Regions from separate parts of the Homo sapiens genome. Here regions 1, 2, 3, 5 and 6 are each linked to region 4. A link is a contact called in ENCODE Hi-C or POLR2A ChIA-PET data. All regions are on one chromosome and are shown on one strand. Each heading gives the region's core, a stretch centred on a gene start or an enhancer-like site at or near the end of the contact. The rest is flanking DNA. Distances are from core to core; before and after follow the strand shown. Region 1 overlaps ANO7 (anoctamin 7). Region 2 holds the start of LINC01237 (long intergenic non-protein coding RNA 1237). Region 3 holds the start of PDCD1 (programmed cell death 1). Region 4 holds the start of STK25 (serine/threonine kinase 25). Region 5 overlaps PPP1R7 (protein phosphatase 1 regulatory subunit 7). Region 6 overlaps SNED1 (sushi, nidogen and EGF like domains 1).

Region 1 (3,277 bases), core at 393-2,892, 290 kb before region 4:
GTTGGATCAAAGGCCATTTTCCTGTATTCCCGTCCCCAGGAAGCTAAAGGGCTGGTGGCAGAAGTTCCGGCTTCGCTCCAAGAAGAGGAAGGCGGGAGCTTCTGCAGGGGCTAGCCAGGGGCCCTGGGAGGACGACTATGAGCTTGTGCCCTGTGAGGGTCTGTTTGACGAGTACCTGGAAATGGGTAGGAGCCCGTTAGCAGCTGCGGCAATGGCTGGCGCCGTGGGCAGGGATGGGTGGCCACTCTGCTCAAGGGCCTCCCAGCCTGACATTCCTGTGTCTGCATCTGCCCTGAAATGTGCTGTGGGGGTGGGGTGGGAACAGAGGGTCGGGCCTGTGGAGAATCCAGAAAGGAATTCTTTTCCCCTGAGAGTGCCCAAGAGGGTTGGCTGAGGACAGAGGGGCACCGGCACGGGGAGGAGGCCCCCGCGGCCGTTGCAGAGCTCCCCTGGGGTCCCTGGACCTAGAAAGCATGGGCCAGAGCAAGGGAAGAATTAGGAGAGCAGGCCCTGGGGGCTGACAGAAGTCCTCCAAGGGTGAAGCCACAGTGGGAGGCAGCGGCCTGGAGAGCCAATGTTCCCAGAAATCTCAATGCCCACGCTATTTGCAGACCTACCACTGTCACCTTACCAGGTGGTGGCCAGTGCCAGGGGCTCACTGCCTGCACGGGTGGTGCACTCTGGAGGGTGGGTCTGTATCACCTGTGCCGTCCCTGCAGTGCAGGGTCTGACTCTGAGCTGACAAAAGGGAGAAGGAATCATCAGGCAGTTTGTTTGTTTGTTTTTGTTTTGTTTTTTGAGACGGAGTCTCCCTCTGTCGCCCAGGCTGGAGTGCAGTGGCGCCATCTCGGCTCACTCCAACCTCCACCTCCCAGGTTCAAGCAATTCTCCTGCCTCAGCCTCCCGAGTAGCTGGGATTACAGGCGCCCACCACCACGCCCGGCTAATTTTGTATTTTTAGTAGAGGCGGAGTTTCACCGTGTTGGCCAGGCTGGTCTCGAACTCCTGACCTCAGGTGATCCACCTGCCTCAGCCTCCCAAAGTGCTGGGGATTACAGGCGTGAGAAACTGTGCCCGGCAGGCAGCTCTTAACCTAGCAAGCGGGCATGTGAGCCGGCAGGCCCCGGAGCTCCCCAGCGTAGCCGCGGCATCTGTGGAAAGGGAGCAGGCCAGTTCCCAGGGCGAGGAGTGGACGCCCTGACCCTCCTCCACTGAACCCTGGACCCCAATGATCTCACTAGTAATTCTCGGCGAAGACCCAGAAGCCCCTTCCAAAGAGCCCTCTCCTAACAGCTCCCCTGTGGGGTGACTGGAGAAGCTGGTTGTAAAATCAGGAGCAGGTTTCTGCCCCAACGCCTGCCCTGAGTTAGTTCCTGAGCTCACCGAGCCGGAGAAGGCCCGTGACCAGCCAGAAGCACGGAGCGCAGGGCAGGACAGCCGGCCTGAGGCCGGTCAGGAGAGGCGGCCCTGGCGCTGCGCGGTCCAGGACGAGGGAGACCAGGAGGTGGGGGCGGAATGAGCCGCGATGGGGTGGCGGCACCACGTGGACTGGCCGGTCCTCCGCGGGGGGCGCGTTCCGAGGGCTGAGGGCGGACGGTGGCGGAGAGCCCGGCCGTGACCCCCTCCCCGCAGTGCTGCAGTTCGGCTTCGTCACCATCTTCGTGGCCGCCTGTCCGCTCGCGCCGCTCTTCGCCCTGCTCAACAACTGGGTGGAGATCCGCTTGGACGCGCGCAAGTTCGTCTGCGAGTACCGGCGCCCGGTGGCCGAGCGCGCCCAGGACATCGGCATCTGGTTCCACATCCTGGCGGGCCTCACGCACCTGGCGGTCATCAGCAACGTGAGGCCCGGGCGGGAGCGCGGGGCGGGGCGGGGGCGCGCAGGGGCGGGGGCGGGGGGGGCAGCGGGGGCGCGCAGGGGCGGGCCGGGGGCAGCGGGGGCGCGCAGGGGCGGGGCTGGGGGCATCGGGGGCTCGTAGGGGCGGGGCGGGGGGGCGGCGGGGGCGGGCAGGGGCGGGGGGCAGCGGGGGCGCGCAGGGGCGGGGCGGGGGGGGCAGCGGGGGCGCGCAGGGGCGGAGCGGGGGCGCGCAGGGGCGGGGCGGGGGGGCAGCGGGGGCGCGCAGGGGCGGAGCGGGGGCGCGCAGGGGCGGAGCGGGGGCCGCCTCGCGCTGACCCCTCCGGCGCCCAGGCCTTCCTCCTGGCCTTCTCGTCCGACTTCCTGCCGCGCGCCTACTACCGGTGGACCCGCGCCCACGACCTGCGCGGCTTCCTCAACTTCACGCTGGCGCGAGCCCCGTCCTCCTTCGCCGCCGCGCACAACCGCACGTGCAGGTGAGCCCCGCGCCAGGTGGAGGGGGCCGCGGGCGCACGAGGACGAGGCGGAGCGGGGCTCGGGTGGGGTGGGGGTGCGGCGGTGGGGAGCCGGGAGGGGCGGGCGCCGCCGGGCAAGGCCGGGGGAGGGGGGGAGCTGGGGGCGCCGTGGGCAGGGGCTGGGGGGAGGTTCCCCGCGGTAAGGGACGGAGCTTTGCGGGGCTGGAGGGCAAATCGTGGATTCTAGGTGAATTGCTAGTTGGTCATAGTGTAGCAGGACGAGTCGCAGACAGAACTCCTCAGACACCGGATTAAAGAAGGAAGAGGTTTTTTTATTCGGCCGGGGGCGTCGGCAGACTCGTGTCTTCAGAGCGGAGCTCGCCGAAAAAGAAATTCTTAGCCCTTTGAAGGGCTTACAACTCTAAGGGTCTACGTGAAAGAGTCATAATAGATCAAGTAAGCGTGAGGAACGTGACTGTGGGCTACATACATCAGCTAACGGTACAAAAAGTTTTACGGTGCTTTCTCATACAGCGTCTGGAATTCACACATAACACCAGTAGTTTTGGTCAGGGGTTAATATTATTGTTATTTTAACCGCCAGGGCCAGGTGGTGGCGCCAAGGTCATCTAGCTATTTATCTTCTGTTTCTTTCCAGCTTTTTGCTTTCTTCCTTTTCTCCTGTCTTATAAACTAGGGAAAAGGGGAGGTTGGGGAGAAACTGGGAAGGACAACAGGAGAAGTGGTGGCCTCATACCATAATAGAACCTGCAGAGCAGGTAGATGTACTTCACCCGCAGTTGTGGAGACTTCCTTTGTGATCTGGTTACAATGAAGTTTTGCATGTGTTTCAATAAACTTGAAAAGCATCATAGTCTCCTAATGTTGGAGCAAATCTCAGCAGTAAAATTACGAAACCATAGGGTTATCAGTCTTTTCATATCGGTCTCTCTCAGGTTTTGCTTTTGCT
Region 2 (3,435 bases), core at 364-2,863, 370 kb after region 4:
CCCTGTTTGCCTGGGACTTTGGGGGCTAAATTGGAGGCCTTTCTCTTTTTCCCCAAGTTCTCCAGCACACTTAGAAGCATCCGCCCACCCAGCTACACCCCTAAATTTTTCCCTTGATGCCCAGGGCCAGGCATCCTATGGCCATTTGATTACAGATGTCTGCAGGTGGCAATCTGAGTGCCTGTATGCTACTCCTGTGGGCAGCTAGCACCCTGGTACCCCTGGGAACAGAGCGTGAATGCCTTTAAAGCTAGTTGGAGCAGAGAACCAATTCCAGACACCCAGAGACATTTAGATAACTCATTACTAGGGTCCTGGCCCTGGGATCACTCCCAGGACTAGTTCTGTGTCTGTCCAGGTGTGATCCAGGAGTGCAGTGACGGATGTGGATGTGGGATTGGCACAGGACTTCCGCCAGCAGAAGAAAGGAAGGGAGGGGAGGGGAAGAGAGGGCAGGGGAGCAGAGCGGAGGAGAGAGGGGAGCAGTCTTTCCAGCTGGGGCTGGCCTAGGCTGCTGGGTCATTTGGGAAGAAAAGGTGATTTGGACTCAGGGAGACTGAGGGTGCCCTCGGGCCAGCATCTGAGGAGAGTGACAGGGGTTTCCTGGCTCCACAGCCCCAGGTGGCCTTGGTGGGTGCAGGCAGAAAATGACCTTTTCAAGTCCAGTTCCAACCCAGAGGGGGTTCCTAGACCCAGCGCCAATCAAGGGGCACCAGGGAGGCAGCAGAGGTTCCCGCAAATCCAGAGCAGAGTGGCTGCCAGACACCCCACATCCTCTTCGCAGCAGACTGAAGGCCACCCCACACTTGGAGGAGCCCGGGTGAAGCATCTGGGGAAGACCCTCAGCCCTGGGAGAGTCCCTCCAGGGGTGAGCAGGTGGGCTGCCCCTCAGGGTGCGGCTCATTTCGATGTAAGTTTTATAAAATAAGAAAAGGCGCCCTATAGCACCCCTTTGGGAGCCTCGTGTCACCTCCAAACATATACCTCGCTTCCAGGTCAGAAGTAGTGAAATGACCATTGCCAATGCAAATGGAACTGCCTTAGGACACATGGGGGAGGTTAGGGCCTGCTGTGGGGCCTTATGGTGGGCCCCGAGGGGCCCCGCACACCTGTGCTCACCTCCCAGGTCATCGCTGGGCCGCCTCTGTCCCCTGGGAGGCTCTGCCTCGGGGAGCCCTCTTCCCAAGCTCCCAGCAATGACTTCCAGGCCTCCCTCAGCATCAAGAGGAGCCACGTCTTCTTCTTGTGACCCAGCAGTATAATTCACCCTAAATAATGGCAGAATGGGTTGTGTGTAGTCTTTAAAAGTCAAAACAATTTTGCACACAACAGGAGTCATTCAGCAGTGGCTAACACTCTCCTGACCTGTGTCGGCGCTGGGCTCCAAGGTGTACCTCCGCACGCATGGGGTTAACTACGCCCCCATGACCATTCCCTGCAGGAGGGGCGGGACAGAGGACTGCGTTATGTTTCTCCTAAAAGAAAATCATGAAAGTCACACACTCCAGGTGCCACACTTATTATGGAGGGAGGGAAAGCAGATGAGCGGGCGGGAAAACTAGCGGGCTTGCCACGCCCAGGCAGCGCTGCTCGGGTTTCCGCTTCCTCCGCCCCTTCCTTTTTCTCTGTGCATCCTCAGTGACGCGGGGCACAGCTCTGCCCGGGGGCCTACCAGAGCCCACCTGGACCCCACACTGGGTCAGCCCTGGTGCGGAGGAGGCCGCTGTAGGTGGGCACGGGGCAGCACGCGTTAAGGGGCTGGACGGGGGGTGGCCATGCGTGTGAGGGCGCTGAGCAGGGGCGTGCCCATACGTGTGAGGGGGCTGGGTAGGGGCGTGGCCCAGCGTGTGTGTGTGTGTGTGTGTGTGTGTGTGTGTGTGTGTGTGTGTGTGGCTGGACAGGGGTGTGGCCACGCGCGAGGGGGCCGTGCAGGGGGCGTGGCCACGAGCGAGGAGACTAAGGGGCGTGGTCACGCGTGTGAGGGGCTGGGCTAGAGGAGTGGCCCTGTGTGCGGGGGCTGGACGGGGGCGTGGTCATGTGCGAGGAGGCTGAACAGGGGGCGTGACCACGTGTGGAAGGGGGCTGATCGGAGGTGTGGCCACATGTAAGGGGGCTGGGCAGGGGGTGTGGCCACGTGTGAGGGGGGGCTGGGCCGGGGCGTGGCCACACGTGTGCTGGCTCTGCTGTGGGCTTCCTTCCCTTCCTGTGCAGGTGGTGGTGCCCTCTGCGCCTTCACTGGGGCCCAGCCAAGTAACTGAATCCAGCCAGGAGCAAGGGCAGACGCTGGCACAGGTCCTGCCACTGTCCCCAACCTGGGTTTCAACACAGCTGAGGCCTGGCATAGTCTTTCTGGGCGCCTCTGGCTGGCTCGGTCTGAAAGGTGGGACAGATGCAACTGGGGCCTCCCCGGGTGCAGCGTGGGTGGCTCCTGGCTGGGGAAGTGAGAAGCCCTCCGTGCGGTGTCTCTGAAGCAGCCCCAGGCCAAGGCTGTGGCGTGCTTGGTGGTGCTGTAGGCCCAAGATGTTTATGGGTCGAGGGTCCCCGGGGCCGGGATTCTGATCCCTGGTGAGAGGTGGCTGGGAGGAAGTCCAGACGTGTCCTGAGTGGCCATTCCTCACACTGAGGTGACACCGCCTCTCCAAACACGTGACGTGGCTGGAAGCAGATGCTGCTGTCCGGTTCTCCCTCCTCTCCGTCCCTGGCTGGGACATGTGGATCTCACCCGCAGCCACTTTCTTCTGGCCTCTGTCCCCCTGCCTGGGACACGTGGACCTCACCCCCAGTCTCCTTCTCTCCTCTGCCCCCCGCAGGCGCGGCCAGGTCACAGTCGGCACCAGAAGTTTGGCAGATCTCAGTGAGGCGTTAGTTTGCATTTCCTTGTGACGGGTGAGTTGAACACCCTTTCATGAGTGTATTGATCACTGTGTACCTTCTTTGTTGAAATGTCGTCAGTATTTAAAGTCACAAATCTTCCTCTAAGACTATGCTACAATTTTTGTGTAATATTTTGATGGATATTTGAAATAAGTGCTAATTTTCTTTGGATTTCTTCTTTGACCCATGCTTTATTTAGAAGAATCTCTTTATGTGTGTATTTATTTTTTAAACCCTCTATTCTGAGAAGCATATTTAGAAGAGTATTGCCCACTTTCCAAATATGTGGAGAGTCTAAAAGGAATCTTGCTATTACTGATTTAATTCCATTTTGATCAAGGAACAAACTGCAGGATCTCACTTTTTAAAATTACAGAGACTTATTCTTACTGTTTAACATAAGCCCTATCTTTGTAAATGCTCCGTATACACTCAAAAATTACTTGTGTTCTGCAGCTGTGGGGTGGGATGCTCGCCAAGAGTTAATGAGGTGCAGCTGGTTGACAGTGCTCTTTAAACCGGCGAATCCTTCCTGTCCCACCCGCTGTGCTTGCAGTCCCG
Region 3 (3,333 bases), core at 123-2,622, 350 kb after region 4:
GCCCTCTGGTTCCCCCGCAGTCGTCTCCCTGGGATGCCTTTTGGCCCTTTGCTCTTTGCCTTTTGCCCAGAATCTCCAGTTCTGAGTCCTGAGTGACCCACGGGCCAACCTTAAGAGGTGGCGCTGAGGCAGGAAGGCACGGCCCTGACAAGGATGCTGCCTCAGGTGCCGGGGAGCAGGCCCCGGGAGAGGGGCCGAGGTGGGGAACCCCCAGTCGCCTGCCACAGTGAAGGGGCACCAGGACCCCCGGGGCAGGAGCCTCGAGGGGGTGTCAGGGCGGCCCCAGGGGTGCCCCTCATCTTGTCCTCCCAGTGGTGTCACACCCCGGTACCCAGCAGGGCCCAGAGGGACTGTCTTAGGCTTGGCCTGGGTGAAACCACCCTCCCCAGGCCTTGGCATCCCCAGGTGCAGGCTGGCTGGGCACAGAGGGCCAGCCGGGCACAGAGGGTCCAGGAGCGGGCTGTGGTCACAGTGTACACAGAGGGCCCAGGGTCACGGGCAGCCCAGGAAGAGGCTCCCTCTCTCCTCGATCCGGGAGAGTGAGGCCAAGGCCTCCCCCACGGATGGTCTGAACAGGGCTCGGGGAGAGCCCTGGAATCTGGGCAGAGACCCAGGCGGGCACAATCCCCACCCAGGAGGGATCCTGGAGACAGAAGAACTGTCCTCACTCGAACAGGTACACTTTGGATATAATGAGAAAAATATCACCAGCTCATCTAAACTTTGACGTCGTAAAGCCAAGGTTAGTCCCACATGGGGCTCATCCCATCCTTAGGAAAACTCGAGTGAGGACCAAGGATGCCTGGGCAAGGCAGAGCCGCCACGCAGACTCCCCACGGCCAAGGTTTGGGGTTCTGGCCAGCCTGACCCGTCATTCTACAGAAACACGCAGCCCCAAGGACCGGCTGAGAGGGGACAGAGGTCCTGCCTGCCCAGGAGCAAAGAGGGGACTTGGGCCAGGGGAGGAGTTGGGGCCCAGAGAGGAACCCAGGAGTTCGAGCTGCCCAAAGCCACACAGCTCAGGGTAAGGGGCAGAGCTGGGGGCCAAGGCTGGGCCTGCCACAGCACCCCCCGACCTGCCAGGGACTGAGAGTGAAAGGTCCCTCCAGACCCCTCGCTCCGGGACCCCTGGGCTGCCAGGGCCAGGCCCGCCTCAGCACCCCCCGACCTGCCAGGGACTGAGGGTGGAAGGTCCCTCCAGACCCCTGGCTCTGGGACACCTGACCGCCGACCCCACCTACCTAAGAACCATCCTGGCCGCCAGCCCAGTTGTAGCACCGCCCAGACGACTGGCCAGGGCGCCTGTGGGATCTGCATGCCTGGAGCAGCCCCACCAGAGTGCCGCCTTCTCCACTGCTCAGGCGGAGGTGAGCGGAAGGGAAACTGTCCCAGGTCAGGTTGAAGGGAGGGTGCCCGCCCCTTGCTCCCGCCCCCTCTTCCTCCACATCCACGTGGGCGAGAGTGACAGAGGCAGTGCTGGGGGAGGAGGGGTGAGGAGGGGGTAGGACTGGGGAGAGGGTGGGGGAGGGAGAGAGAGACAGAGACAGGGAGACAGAGGAGATGGGGAGGAGGTGGGCCCGTGGCCCCCACGCCCTACCCCGTGGGGGTCTCCCCAGCTCAGGGCCCCTTCCTCCTCTGTGTCTCTGCTCACTGCTGTGGCCTCTTTCCATATCCCGCCCGAGCTGCCCCTCCTGAGGCTGCCGGGTGGGGGCAGGCCCTTCTCCTCCCCCATCCCCCCCATCTCCCTGGGGGCCGGGCCTCCCTGCCTGGGGAAGGTGGGTGGCCCCCTCTGGGCTCAGGTTCCTGGGCTGCAGTGAGGGGTGGGCTCAACCCCACTCCCATTCTGTCGGAGCCTCTGGGAGCCTCCCGGCTGCCCACAGCCTCTGCCCCTGCTGGGGGCAGGTGCCTGGCCTCTGCCTTCCCGGCCCATCCCCCTTCGCTGGGGCACAGGTGACCCTACTGAATGACAACTGTCCATGGCTAATCGGCTCCCCCTCAAAGCTTCCACCTTGTGGATGGCCTCACACCATGGCCACAGTTCCAGATCTTTCCACCGTGTGATGCCTGCAACAGCCTGACGGGGGGGCTGGGGCGGTGGCAGGGGCTGGCTGTGAGGCTGACCTCCCCTTCCAGCCTTGACCTTCTTCCCCGGGGCCCTGCCCTCCAGCCCACTCGTGCCAGGGTGGGGTGGTTCAGGGGGTCCAGTGCCTGGGCCTGGCTGGCGGCCCGGCGTTTGTGAAATGGCTTGCTTATCTCCTTGTATTCTGTGCTGAGCATTTTATTACAGCGAATGGAAAACAGGAGAAATGAAACTGCTGATATTAGTGATGAGATGCGTCAGGCTCATCAGCTTAAAATAACCGAAGCGAGGCTAGAAACCGCCTGACAGCTGGCGCGGCTGCCTGGCTCCGAGAGACACTCGGCCCGGCTCTGAAGGGAAAACATTAAAGCACCGAAACAGTGGAAAAAGAGCATCAAAGATGATGTCTGCGAGGCGCGGCCACGGCGAGGAAGCTCTCGTTTATGAACAAAGGGCCACTCCCGGGTCTCAGAGATGTGAGGCTGTGTGGGTGGCTTGGTGGGGAGGTGGGGGGGGCCCAGCTGGCCAGGTGGGCTTGGCGGGGGGCCCCCAGGGAGCCTGGCAGCACCCACTGTGCTGCCAGACAGCTAAGGTGGCCCGCAGCAACTGTCTCCTGGCACACCCACCCTTGTGCCTCAGGGGCTGGGGCTCTGGGGCTGGAGAACTGTTGGTTGGTAGGTGCCTCCATAGCCCTGTGCCTCGCCCAGGCAGTGGATAAGTGGCTAAGCTGCCCCTGCTGGCTGTACTTGTCCTGAAGGCAGATTCTGGACAGAACCTCCCTCTGCCCCCAGCCCTGTAGAGCCTTGTTCCAACCTCTGTTGAATGCTGTCTCTGTTCCAGGGCAGCAGTGGGCCTTCCTCAAGGCTCTGAGCTTTGTGGGACGAAGCTGTCCTCTGAGGACTGGGAATGCCACTGTGTGGGCTGGAGGGGAGGCTGGGCCCAGGAGGTGGGCTCTGAGATGGGAGATGCTATCAGACCCCTGGAAGGTCTCCTCACCACCAAGGCCCTGCCCCCAAAATTCCACCTGCCAGGGCTTGGACACATGTCCTGGAGTAGGGGGCGGGCACAGGGAGAAACCCAGCTTCCATCCTACCCCTTCCTTCCTTCTCCTTCTCCCACCCCTCTCCTCTCTCCCTGCAGTTCTTCCCTGTCACCCACTCTCCTTCCCTCCTCCTCTCAGTCCCACTGAAGGCCCCTGGGCCATGGGAGAGGAGACCTGGTGGGGTGGGCCCAGCGTGGAGCCAGGGGACTGC
Region 4 (3,453 bases), core at 347-2,846:
TTCCTCCAAAGCAGCCCTGACTCCAGTTCCTGCCCCTACGCGAACAGACGCCCTTCCTGTTCCACTGCAGGCCCAACTCTCCATTCAGCACATAGGAGTGAACAAGGAGGGCCACACATTTTAGCGGCGATTCCAACGCCTTAGGTAGAGCCAAGGCATCAAGGAGAATAAAACCGAACAGCTAAGATGTAAGAAAACCCAGCGGCCAGAGTCAAAAAAGTGGGGAGGGGTAGAGAATGCAAGTCCCCAGGCCCCAGGTTGGCTGACCCCACCCTCCTTCCCCGGCAAGCCCTTTGGCACCAGCAGCTGGTCCTCATTCCAGGCTAAGGGCTCGCCGTAGTGGCTCCCTCCGAGGCTGTCCCACCAGACGCTTAAAGGTGGCTCCATAGTGGAAACGACTTCTTTAAAGAAGAAAGATGAGTCTCATGTTCGGGCAACCGCCCGTCGCAGGGGTTAAACGGTCCTGACAGAGCAGCCTTTTCACCCTCCCCTGGGCCAAAGCACACACGTGTTCTCTGCTTTCCCTGCACACCGGCCACTCAGATCTGCTTCTCCACAATCTCAGCCCCTCAGCGCCCGCCAGGGTCTCCCCTACAGCCCCTGCCCAGCCCAACACGGCCAGAATGACCCGCGGCCCAGGCCGAGGCCGCAGGGTGGCCCCCGACCTTCCACTGCCTTCGGATGCTGACATGAGGTTCCCGCCCCGCGCTGGGGGCAGCGCCCCGTCCCTGCGCCGGTGTCTCTTCACGCACCTCCACCGCCCTCGCACAGGCGGAGCCACCAGGGGCTCGGTTTCTAGAGGCCTGCGAGCTTCTGCCACGCAAAACGCCACAGGCACACGGCAGAGCCCCGGGGCCGCCCTGCGCCCACCTCAGGACGGCTCCGCTGGTCGCACGACGCGCGCTCCTTCCCTCACCCCACTGCCCGCTCCGGCGTGGCGCTCCCCTCTGAACCCCCAGGAGACTCTGGAGCCCCTCGGTGAGAGGCCGCTAGTCTTCCTGACCTGCACCCTTCTCACCTGGTTGGCAAATCCCCGGAGGTGAGCCATGGCCGCGCCGCCTCAGACCCTCCGCCAGCAGCCCCAGGAGGCGTCTGGATCCCGCGGAGAGGCGCGGAGCCGGCTAGCTCGCCCCTGCGGCGTCAGTCCACTGCGAGGGACACCAGGGGCGCTCGGTGCCCAGTTCAGTCATCTGAGACCGACCTCCGGGGCGGCGGGCTCCATGGGTGGGGGGGGGCCCAGGAGACCCCCCAGGCCGCCGGGGCCCCGCCACGCCCGGGCCTAACGCCCAGGCTCCCGGGGGCTCGCCGCCCCTCCCGTCGCCGCCCCCACCTCTTCCAAGGCAGCTTCCTCCCGGTGCCCCCGCCCCGGTGTCCCCGCCACCGAGCCCCGCCCCGGGCCCCTCCCTCTGCCCCCTCCCCAATCGCCGCAAGCGCCCCGCCCGGCAGCGCGCCCACCTCCGCGGGGCTCCATCCCGGCCTCCCCCGGCCCGCTCTGCAGCGCCCGCGAAGGCTCCCACCCGCAGCCTCTGTTCGCCCGGGGACCCCGGGCCTCCCAGCCCGCGAAGCAACGGTGGTGGCGGCAGCGACCGGAGAAAGCCCGGAGGCGACGGCGAGGGCGGTGCTCGGCGTCGCGGCCCGCGCACGGCTCTCTGGGACCCCGAGTCCCACCGCCCACTCCGGGCCCGGAAGCCTGCTGGCGTTGGACTACAAGTCCCGGCAGGCTGCGCGAGAGGGGGCCGGGGCTCGCATGCGCGCCGCGAGGCTCTCTGGGACCCCTAGTCCTGCTCCCGAAAGGTTTGGACTGCGTCTCCCGGCAGGCCGCGCGCCTGGGCGGGCGGGGCACGTGGTCGTTGTCGCGTCGCGCCCTCCCTGCCTCGCCCTCGCGGGTCTTCTGCGTTTGCTGGCGCCTGCCAGGCGTCGTCTCCGACGTTACGGCGGCCGCGCGGCCCTCTCCCTTGGGCTCTGCCCTGCGCAGCCCTGGTTCGAGCGGGCCAGTGAGGCCCGGCGCCCTCCCCGCCTCGCCACGAGGATCCACCGCGGCCGCCCAGGCTTCTAGCCTTGTCGTCACGGCACGGAGATAAGCCCGCGCTGGCCACATCGCGAAGCCCCTGTTCGTACTGAGACCCCGCCCGGGATCACGCGCACAGGCCAGGGCGCACCAGGCCTTGGAGAAGCTACCGGCACAGCCCATTCCTTGGGCGAGTTGCTTCGCCTCTCCTGCCTCAGTTTCCTTACCTGTCAAGGGGTGGTCATAGGACGTCCTTGGTCACACCGTTGTGGGACCCACCTGGGCTAGAGCGCGGGACGCGCCCAGGACAGTGACTGCTGCTGGAAGCCGTCATGGCACTCCCCAGGGTCCGGGAGGGACTTGCAGATCCCAAGGCTACCTGGTGCGTCCCCGTGCCCCGTGGGCCGCCAGGTCATAGTGCCCCCTGTGTGCATTCCCCTAGTGCACCGCAGGGATCCCCACCTGTCCGGTGAGGAAGATTTGTCCCTCCTGCATACTGTGTCCACCCTTACAGGCCCTCACTCTCCATGATGGCTCAGCACAGGTGACTATCCTGACCTCCTCACATCCCTCCTTCTTCGAGAGGGTTCTGGCGTTTCTCTCTGCTCCCTGGTGCGTGTCTTCTCATGGTGCACTGCCGAGTCCTTTAAGAAGCTATGCTTCCCTGTCATGCGTCCAGGACAGCCCCTTGAACCCCTCCTGGGTCCGCATCTCTCATCACCCCTGCTTCTTTACGTACTGACTTGGCTTTGTTTGTGCTTTGACTCCCCAGGAGAAAGTGGGCTTCCTGCAAGCGGAGCTGTGCCCAGGACCATGCCAGCCCACGGCAGGCGCTCAGTAATGTTTGTTGAATGAATGTGTAAATGCATGAAGATAATATATGTATTTAATGCATGTAAATAGATGCCTGCTGCATCTCTGGCCTTCGTGTGGTCAGTAATCGCTGCACTTTTCCGAAGTGCCTAGAAGAGGCTGGGAGCAGTGGCTCACACCTGTAATCCCAGCACTTTGGGAGGCTGAGGCAGGCAGATCACTTGAGGTTGGGAGTTCGGGGCCAGCCTAGCCAACATGGTGAAACTTCATCTCTACTAAAAATACAAAAATTAGCCAGGCATGGTAGTGCGTGCCTGTAGTCCCAGCTACTAGGGAGGCTGAGTCAGGAGAATCGCTTGAACCTGGGAGTTGGAGGTTGCTGTGAGTCAAGATCATGCCACAGTACTCCAGCCTGGGAGACCGAGCAAGGCTCTGCCTCAAAAAACAAATTAATAAAAGTGCCTAGAAGAGTTTTTCAGCCTTTGCCTGCTTTTGGCCAATTGTTAACCCTTTGCTCCTGGCTGCTGTCTTGCTAAGCTGCCGTCCGGACGTGATCATCACCATGTCTTTTCCTGCATTGACCTTCCAGGCCCTTCATCCCGTTTCTCTTGTTTTCCATTTCTTTTTTGTTG
Region 5 (3,018 bases), core at 383-2,882, 350 kb before region 4:
CGGGCTCCTGGGCAGCCTCCAAATCCCTCATGACAGCATCAGTGTGAGCCAGGCGGCAGCAGGGGCACAGTCAGAACCCCCCACCCTCTCCCACCCGGTAGTGACTGCCGTCCCCTGATGGGGACGCCACCTTTAGTGGTTAAATTGTGAGTTCTATGCAACCTATGCTCGTGAAATTTTTTTAAAAAACTGTTTTGGTTGTTCTCAGGATTCTAGATATTTCTTTTAATCTGCTGAGAAACATCGAAGGGGTTGACAAGTTGACACGACTGAAAAAACTCTTCTTGGTCAACAATAAAATCAGTAAAATTGAGAACTTAAGCAACTTACATCAACTACAGATGCTAGAGCTGGGATCTAACCGCATCCGGGTAGGTGCAGACAGCCCTGACTAGTATATTCAGGGAGAGGCAGCTAGCGGGCTGTGTGTGGACTCAGTGGGTGTATGTAGAATGCATGGTGAGTCTGCATTTCTTACAATGCTGTGATTTTTTTCATGAACAAGGAAATTACTATTTTTTTAAGAAAAAATGCTAACTGAAAGTCAGTATCAGTAAGTCCTGAGTGGTCTAGCCTTTCTTCCGCACGTAGATTTCAGTTGCTCTTCATCCAGATCATGACCCTGAATCACACTGTTCCCAGTTACATTCTGCCTGAGATGAACCAACCAACCTGAATGCCTTGCTCTTGAACTTCCTCATGGTCATCTTCTCTGGCATGCTTCTTCGAGATGAAAGTTTCCCAAGCCCAGCAAAGTGGTCACTTGGAGTGAACTGATGTACATACCGGGGCTTTAGAAAGCCTCTTGATCATGGTCATCTTCTCTGGCATACTTCTTCGAGATGAAAGTTTCCCAAGCCCAGCAAAGTGGTCACTTGGAGTGAATTGATGTACATACCGGGGCTTTAGAAAGCCTCTTGATCATGGTCATCTTCTCTGGCATGCTTCTTCGAGATGAAAGTTTCCCAAGCCCAGCAAAGTGGTCACTTGGAGTGAATTGATGTACATACCGGGGCTTTAGAAAGCCTCTTGATCATGGTCATCTTCTCTGGCATACTTCTTCGAGATGAAAGTTTCCCAAGCCCAGCAAAGTGGTCACTTGGAGTGAACTGATGTACATACCGGGGCTTTAGAAAGCCTCTTGATCATGGTCATCTTCTCTGGCATGCTTCTTCGAGATGAAAGTTTCCCAAGCCCAGCAAAGTGGTCACTTGGAGTGAACTGATGTACATACCGGGGCTTTAGAAAGCCTCTTGATCATGGTCATCTTCTCTGGCATGCTTCTTCGAGATGAAAGTTTCCCAAGCCCAGCAAAGTGGTCACTTGGAGTGAACTGATGTACATACCGGGGGCTTTAGAAAACCTCTTGATGCTGACACACTCCCAAAGGCAGTGCTGAGTTGGGCCTTCCTCCCTGGACAGCTTTATACTCCTGGACACCGTCCCCAGCAGGATTAGATCTGTTCTCCAGGATCCATTTGACCTTGAAAACGTGGGACAGAATGGAAATAAAAGAATTTTGAAAAGTGATCTGGTGTTCCACAGAAGCAGGATCAAGTCTTCACCAGCTGACTCATAACCACCGTCATGTGCTGGAGGGGAACTTGGGAGGGCGTCCCAGGAGGACTGACATTGGAGGTGGATCTGCCAGGCAGGGAGGAGGGAGGGTTCCCGTGGGCAGGAAGGAGGACTTCTCTCAGCCAGAAGAACACTTGAGCCCCGTGCCTGGCTCCTAATCAGGGTCATGGCACGGAGCCTTTGCTCCCCCGGCCTGGCTTAGTGGCTTTGGCAGCTGTGTCTAAGCACATCCGCCCCTGCCCATGTTCAGAATGCCCCTCTACTTGGCTTCTGGAAGTATTACAGCATTCTCTGTCTGTCCTGGGCCCTTGAGAGCTTGGACAGGATACAAACCAAGGGAGGGTGGTTTTGGCAACAGTCTCTTGACAGTTATTGTTAGAGATGTCATGGCCACAAATAGCAAAGCAGCACATTTAAAACTAGAGAGCAGCCCAGATGTCCGCATTTTACCAAGTGTCTCACTATGGAACTTTCTAGGGCAACAGTGGCTCATCACAAATTAATGCAGGCTACAGCATGTGAGGATGCCCCTGCCCCCGCCAAGTCCTGCAGTGGTGTGTGGATTAGCACACCATCTCCCCTCCTAGAGTCCCCACCTGGTTAGCATGCACCTTATCTGGTTATTTTGTGTCTGCTGAAATATTTAAAGAATGACTTGTTCTGAGAGAGAGTGAACTGACAGAGGAGGGAAACTGAAGTCAAATCAATAAACAGTCATTAAACATCCTGCTGTAGGCAAGTCACCATGGGGAGACCAGACAGGGCAGCGTGGTCACTGCCTCTGGAGGTTTATGGTTGAATAGAGGAGCACACGATCACAGCAAGAGTGATGTAGGAGGGTGTGGAAACTGGGCAAGAGGGGCAGAGTGCTGTGGTGTGAGGGCCCCCCAGGAATCCTAAGTGAGGGTCCCAGGATTTCAAAGACTTGAGGTCAGAGTGCCCCGTACCTCTCTTCTGTAGAGACTGAGGCTCTTGGGAGGACTTTTTTTTTTTTTTTTTGAGACGGAGTCTCGTGCTGTTGCCCAGGCTAGAGTGCAGTGGCACAATCTCGGCTCACTGCAAGCTCTGCCTCCTGGGTTCACGCCATTCTCCTGCCTCAGCCTCCGGAGTAGCTGGAACTACAGGCACCCGCCGCCACGCCCAGCTAATTTTTTTGTATTTTTAATAAAGACAGGGTTTCACCGTGTTAGCCAGGATGGTCTCTATCTGACCTTGTGATCCACCTGCCTCAGCTTCTCAAAGTGCTGGGATTTCCACGCCCGACAGGGGGACATTTTAATGTGTCAGCTCACAAATTTAGAACTGGAAGGGACTTGGGAATCTACTGGTCCTTGGGTTCTGAGACTGTTCCTCAGCACCCCAGGAAATCTGAGGGTTGGGAATGAGCTCAAGACAGTCTTGGACTCGCCACTATTGTATTCTACCTTCAAGTAGGATTTC
Region 6 (3,121 bases), core at 150-2,649, 470 kb before region 4:
TGTGCCGAGCCCTTCAAGGGACTTCGCTGTGAGACAGGTAACTGGCCAAGTGCCTGCAGGCCACCATGGCTGATGGTGGCTTTGTGCCGTGAACACCCCCATAGCCACTTTCCCCTTCCTTCCTTGCCATCTGACTCACCTCACACCTGTCTCTGGGGTGGGAGGATGCCTCTGCCCCCTTCCCACTCCCCAGCGCTTCCCGCTCAGCCTGGATCCTAAGCCACCAACTGCAGGGAAAATAGGAAGCAAAAGATGGATGCTGCCTCCAGGGTGCTGTGTGAGGCTGAGCAACCCCTTCCCCTCTCTGGGCCTTGGTTTCCATCTGTGAAATGCCAGGAGGGATGACAAAGTTCACAAGTCTCCTCTTCCAGCCTGGGTGACTCTTGACTTTTTTAACATCTTCCTCTCCTACTCTAGAACCCTCAGCACACAAGGGAAAGTAACGGGAATCAGAAAGAAAACTGACCTTTCACTATTTTCTATTCTATTTTGTGTTGTTTAACTGCTAGTTGTGACTTGTTAGAGGAATTAAAAGGCCAACTGGAGATTGCAGCCTACAGTATAAAAATGGCTTTCGTGTCTGATTGTTGCACCTGCCTCCAGAGGCTCACCCACTGTGCCGACTTCTGTGGACGCACCAGGTGCTGCTTCTCTCCAGGGAGATGCTAAAGACAAACTATTCAGGTTATTTTTAGTTTAAAAAATTCAGGAGGAAATTCTGTTTTACCCGTAAGACACAGAGGGTCATGGGCCCTCCATCAGTCTTTGCCGAGTGCATGGGAGGCCAGGGTGTGTCCTGAGGGGAGGGTGGGGCAGGAGCGGGAGGAGGCAGCCTCACCTATTTGGCTGCTTTAAAGTCACTGTTCCGTGTCACAGCTCACTTTGCCCAGATTGTTATCTAAATATCAATGTATTTCACTAAATTCATGTCAGGAAACGGATAAGTGGTTTCAAAAATTTTTTGCAAATAAACCGTGTTTTCTACAGAATAATGATGCAAGTAGAGTGAATAATAAGAAACAGACTGGCCGGGTGTGGTGGCTTATGCCTGTAATCCCAGCACTTTGGGAGGCTGAGGCGGGCGGATCACTTGAGGTCAGGAGTTCAAGACCAGCCTGGCCAACGTGGTGAAACCCCATCTGTACCAAAAATACAAAAGTTAGCCAGACGTGGTGCTGCATGCCTGTAATCCCAGCTACTCGGGAGGTTGAGGCTGGAGCATTGCTTGAACCCGGGAGGCAGAGGTTGCAGTGAGCTGAGATCGCACCACTGCACTCCACCCTGGGTAACAGAATGAGTGAGACTCTGTCTAAAAAAAAACAAAAGAGGAAGAAGAAAGAAACAACAGACTGACGGTGGTGCTAACGTAATGACTGATTGACTGTATTACAAGGCGCAGATGCTGACAGTCTAATCAGGTCTGACAGGAAGTGGGCCACAAATTGGACACTACAAAAAAGAGTCTCTAGTCTTCTGCTTCTGGCCAACAAGAATTAACTGCTCTTGGAATTTCCCTCTCACCATCAACACCTAGAAAAACAGACAAAATCTGTGAAACCCTTTTCAGCCATTAGACAACAGACAGCACAAGCCTGTCACCCCTGAGAAAAGGGAATCAAATGAGGTGAGCCCTACAATTGCCCCAGATTCTGCCTGGGGCAGTTTCCACTCCACTGTGCTGGGAGGAGGAACTGAGAGTCCAGCAGTCCCTTTGAATTGAGGAGACAAAGATCCTAGTTCAGTGGCTACAGGATGGTGCTCCTGAGGCAGGAGGGAGCATGAGATCAAGAGGAGACCTCCCTGAATTTTGGCTTATTATTATCAGGCTCAGGATGAAATCTGCAAGGCTGGGGAAAGAACCACTAGAAAGCAGTAAGTCAAACACTTCCTGGAGCTCAAACAGGGCTGGGAGTCTATTGCATAGAGTCCTCAGTGGGGTGTCACTTTAGTAGTGCTGAACTAAAGACTAATGTCGACCTGCCCTAACAGATCTTAAAGAAAGCTTAAAAGGATCAAACTGATCCTAAGTCATTGAGCCATGTGCCAGAATAAAATCCTATACTCCTCAACAGGAGTATATCAATAATACAACAGAATCCAGAACTCCAAAATACCCAGTCAAAAATTATCAGGTCTACAAAGAAGTAACATATAACTCACAGTCAGGAGAAAAATAGATCAATAGAAACAGGCACCAGAAATGACAGAATTAGCAGATACAAATGTTTAATTATCTATTATGAATATGCTCCTATAATCAAGATTGTTGAGGGGAAAAAAACCTAATGAGAAGTAGAAGGTATTTTTAAAAACTTGTAGAAATGAAAAATATATCTGAGTTTTTAAAATACACTGAATAGTATTTACAGCAGGTTAGATATTGCAGAAGGAAAGATCAATGAACCTGAAGAGTGAAACAGAAACAATTCAATATGCATCACAGAGAGAATAAGACTAAAAGAAAAAGAAGAGATCTTCAGCAACCTGCAGAACGATATTAGGGTAATAGGATCCACGTATCTGGAGTCTGCGAAGGAGGATGGAGAACAGTATCAAGCAGCCTGGGATCCACGTATTTGGAGTCTGTGAAGGAGGATGAAGAACAGTATCAAGCAGCCTGGGATCCATGTATGTGCAGTCTGCAAAGGAGGATGGAGAACAATATTAAGCAGCCTGGGATCCACGTATTTGGAGTCTGCGAAGGAGGATGGAGATGGGTGTGGAAAGGAGTGTTATAGAAAAAGTATGTGAAGAAATAATACCCAAACATTTTCCACATTTGATGAAAACTAAAACCCACATTTCCAAGAAAAGCATGAAGAAAACCATGCAAAGCCATACCATAATCAAATTGCTGAAAACTAATGATAAAAAACCTCAAAAACAGCCAGAGGAAAAAGCCACATTACATACAGCGAAACAAGAATGAAACAGACTTCTCGTCAAAAACAATGCAAGCCAGGAGACACTGGAGTAACACCTTCAAAGCACTGAAAGAAAAAACCATCAACCTAGTGTACTGTATTACCAGCAAAACTACATTTCAAAAGTTAAGCTGAAATAAAGACTTTTTTACACAAACAAAAATGAAGAGCATTCATCACCAGCATACCTGCATTAC

What was found. Hi-C counts contacts between places; a loop is a spot of excess contacts on that map. ChIA-PET counts read pairs that join two places held with the same protein, here RNA polymerase II (POLR2A). Pooled maps may share reads with other maps.
Region 1: a map of gastrocnemius medialis shows a loop between it and region 4 (3-fold over the local background). The contact joins the enhancer-like site here to the promoter of STK25 in region 4. A Hi-C loop is called at or near these places in 1 of 168 maps with a recorded cell type or tissue (gastrocnemius medialis), 7 of 37 single-sample maps with no recorded cell type and 9 of 50 pooled maps.
Region 2: a loop to region 4 is called in a map of CD8-positive, alpha-beta T cell, with 21 times the contacts of the local background. The contact joins the promoter of LINC01237 here to the promoter of STK25 in region 4. A Hi-C loop is called at or near these places in 12 of 168 maps with a recorded cell type or tissue (CD4-positive, alpha-beta T cell, CD4-positive, alpha-beta memory T cell, CD8-positive, alpha-beta T cell and 5 more), 29 of 37 single-sample maps with no recorded cell type and 19 of 50 pooled maps. POLR2A ChIA-PET finds 5 or more read pairs at or near these places in 2 of 52 experiments (HEK293 and OCI-LY7).
Region 3: a loop to region 4 is called in a pooled map, with 4 times the contacts of the local background. The contact joins the promoter of PDCD1 here to the promoter of STK25 in region 4. A Hi-C loop is called at or near these places in 8 of 50 pooled maps.
Region 5: a loop to region 4 is called in a map of gastrocnemius medialis, with 3 times the contacts of the local background. The contact joins the enhancer-like site here to the promoter of STK25 in region 4. A Hi-C loop is called at or near these places in 6 of 168 maps with a recorded cell type or tissue (CD14-positive monocyte, CD4-positive, alpha-beta T cell, CD4-positive, alpha-beta memory T cell and 2 more), 9 of 37 single-sample maps with no recorded cell type and 21 of 50 pooled maps.
Region 6: a loop to region 4 is called in a pooled map, with 5 times the contacts of the local background. The contact joins the enhancer-like site here to the promoter of STK25 in region 4. A Hi-C loop is called at or near these places in 1 of 168 maps with a recorded cell type or tissue (B cell), 1 of 37 single-sample maps with no recorded cell type and 4 of 50 pooled maps.

The regions. Positions count from the first base shown.
Region 1 is chr2:241,216,054-241,219,330 of GRCh38, forward strand. ANO7 (anoctamin 7) reads left to right here. Exons shown (of 25, transcript NM_001370694.2): 19 at 40-185; 20 at 1,633-1,838; 21 at 2,186-2,328. Among named protein-coding and RNA genes, the nearest start is that of ANO7, 29 kb to the left of the region's middle. RefSeq lists enhancers at 245-776, 2,884-2,983 and a silencer at 1,411-1,540. Within about 2 kb of position 1,643, at least 31 of the 41 ENCODE cell types and tissues checked have a DNase peak (open chromatin) inside an H3K27ac peak, as active enhancers do; they include gastrocnemius medialis, where a contact is called at or near this core.
Region 2 is chr2:241,879,750-241,883,184 of GRCh38, forward strand. It overlaps LINC01237 (long intergenic non-protein coding RNA 1237), which reads left to right and starts at 1,614. Exons shown (of 4, transcript NR_110220.1): 1 at 1,614-1,729; 2 at 2,811-2,886. It overlaps LOC105373978 (a long non-coding RNA gene), which reads right to left and starts at 1,578. Exons shown (of 3, transcript XR_924077.3): 1 at 1,366-1,578; 2 at 1,120-1,268. RefSeq lists an enhancer at 1,044-1,634.
Region 3 is chr2:241,857,522-241,860,854 of GRCh38, forward strand. PDCD1 (programmed cell death 1) reads right to left here and starts at 1,373. Exons shown (of 5, transcript NM_005018.3): 1 at 1,242-1,373. The coding sequence starts at 1,317. It overlaps LOC124908032 (a long non-coding RNA gene), which reads left to right and starts at 1,551. Exons shown (of 2, transcript XR_007088436.1): 1 at 1,551-2,556. RefSeq lists an enhancer at 579-1,541.
Region 4 is chr2:241,506,988-241,510,440 of GRCh38, forward strand. It overlaps STK25 (serine/threonine kinase 25), which reads right to left and starts at 1,597. Exons shown (of 12, transcript NM_001271977.2): 1 at 1,456-1,597; 2 at 1,019-1,148. The coding sequence starts at 1,048. It overlaps LOC107985788 (a long non-coding RNA gene), which reads left to right and starts at 1,885. Exons shown (of 2, transcript XR_001739177.2): 1 at 1,885-2,110; 2 at 2,451-2,908. RefSeq lists an enhancer at 422-471 and silencers at 902-951, 1,232-2,001.
Region 5 is chr2:241,160,124-241,163,141 of GRCh38, forward strand. It overlaps PPP1R7 (protein phosphatase 1 regulatory subunit 7), which reads left to right. Exons shown (of 10, transcript NM_002712.3): 6 at 209-371. Among named protein-coding and RNA genes, the nearest start is that of PPP1R7, 11 kb to the left of the region's middle. Within about 2 kb of position 1,633, at least 22 of the 41 ENCODE cell types and tissues checked have a DNase peak (open chromatin) inside an H3K27ac peak, as active enhancers do; they include gastrocnemius medialis, where a contact is called at or near this core.
Region 6 is chr2:241,040,377-241,043,497 of GRCh38, forward strand. It overlaps SNED1 (sushi, nidogen and EGF like domains 1), which reads left to right. Exons shown (of 32, transcript NM_001080437.3): 8 at 1-37. The region is part of intron 1 of SNED1-AS1 (SNED1 antisense RNA 1); the gene reads right to left. It also overlaps a transcript of MTERF4 not described here. Among named protein-coding and RNA genes, the nearest start is that of SNED1-AS1, 22 kb to the right of the region's middle. RefSeq lists enhancers at 983-1,032, 1,483-1,712. Within about 2 kb of position 1,400, at least 4 of the 41 ENCODE cell types and tissues checked have a DNase peak (open chromatin) inside an H3K27ac peak, as active enhancers do; they include B cell, where a contact is called at or near this core.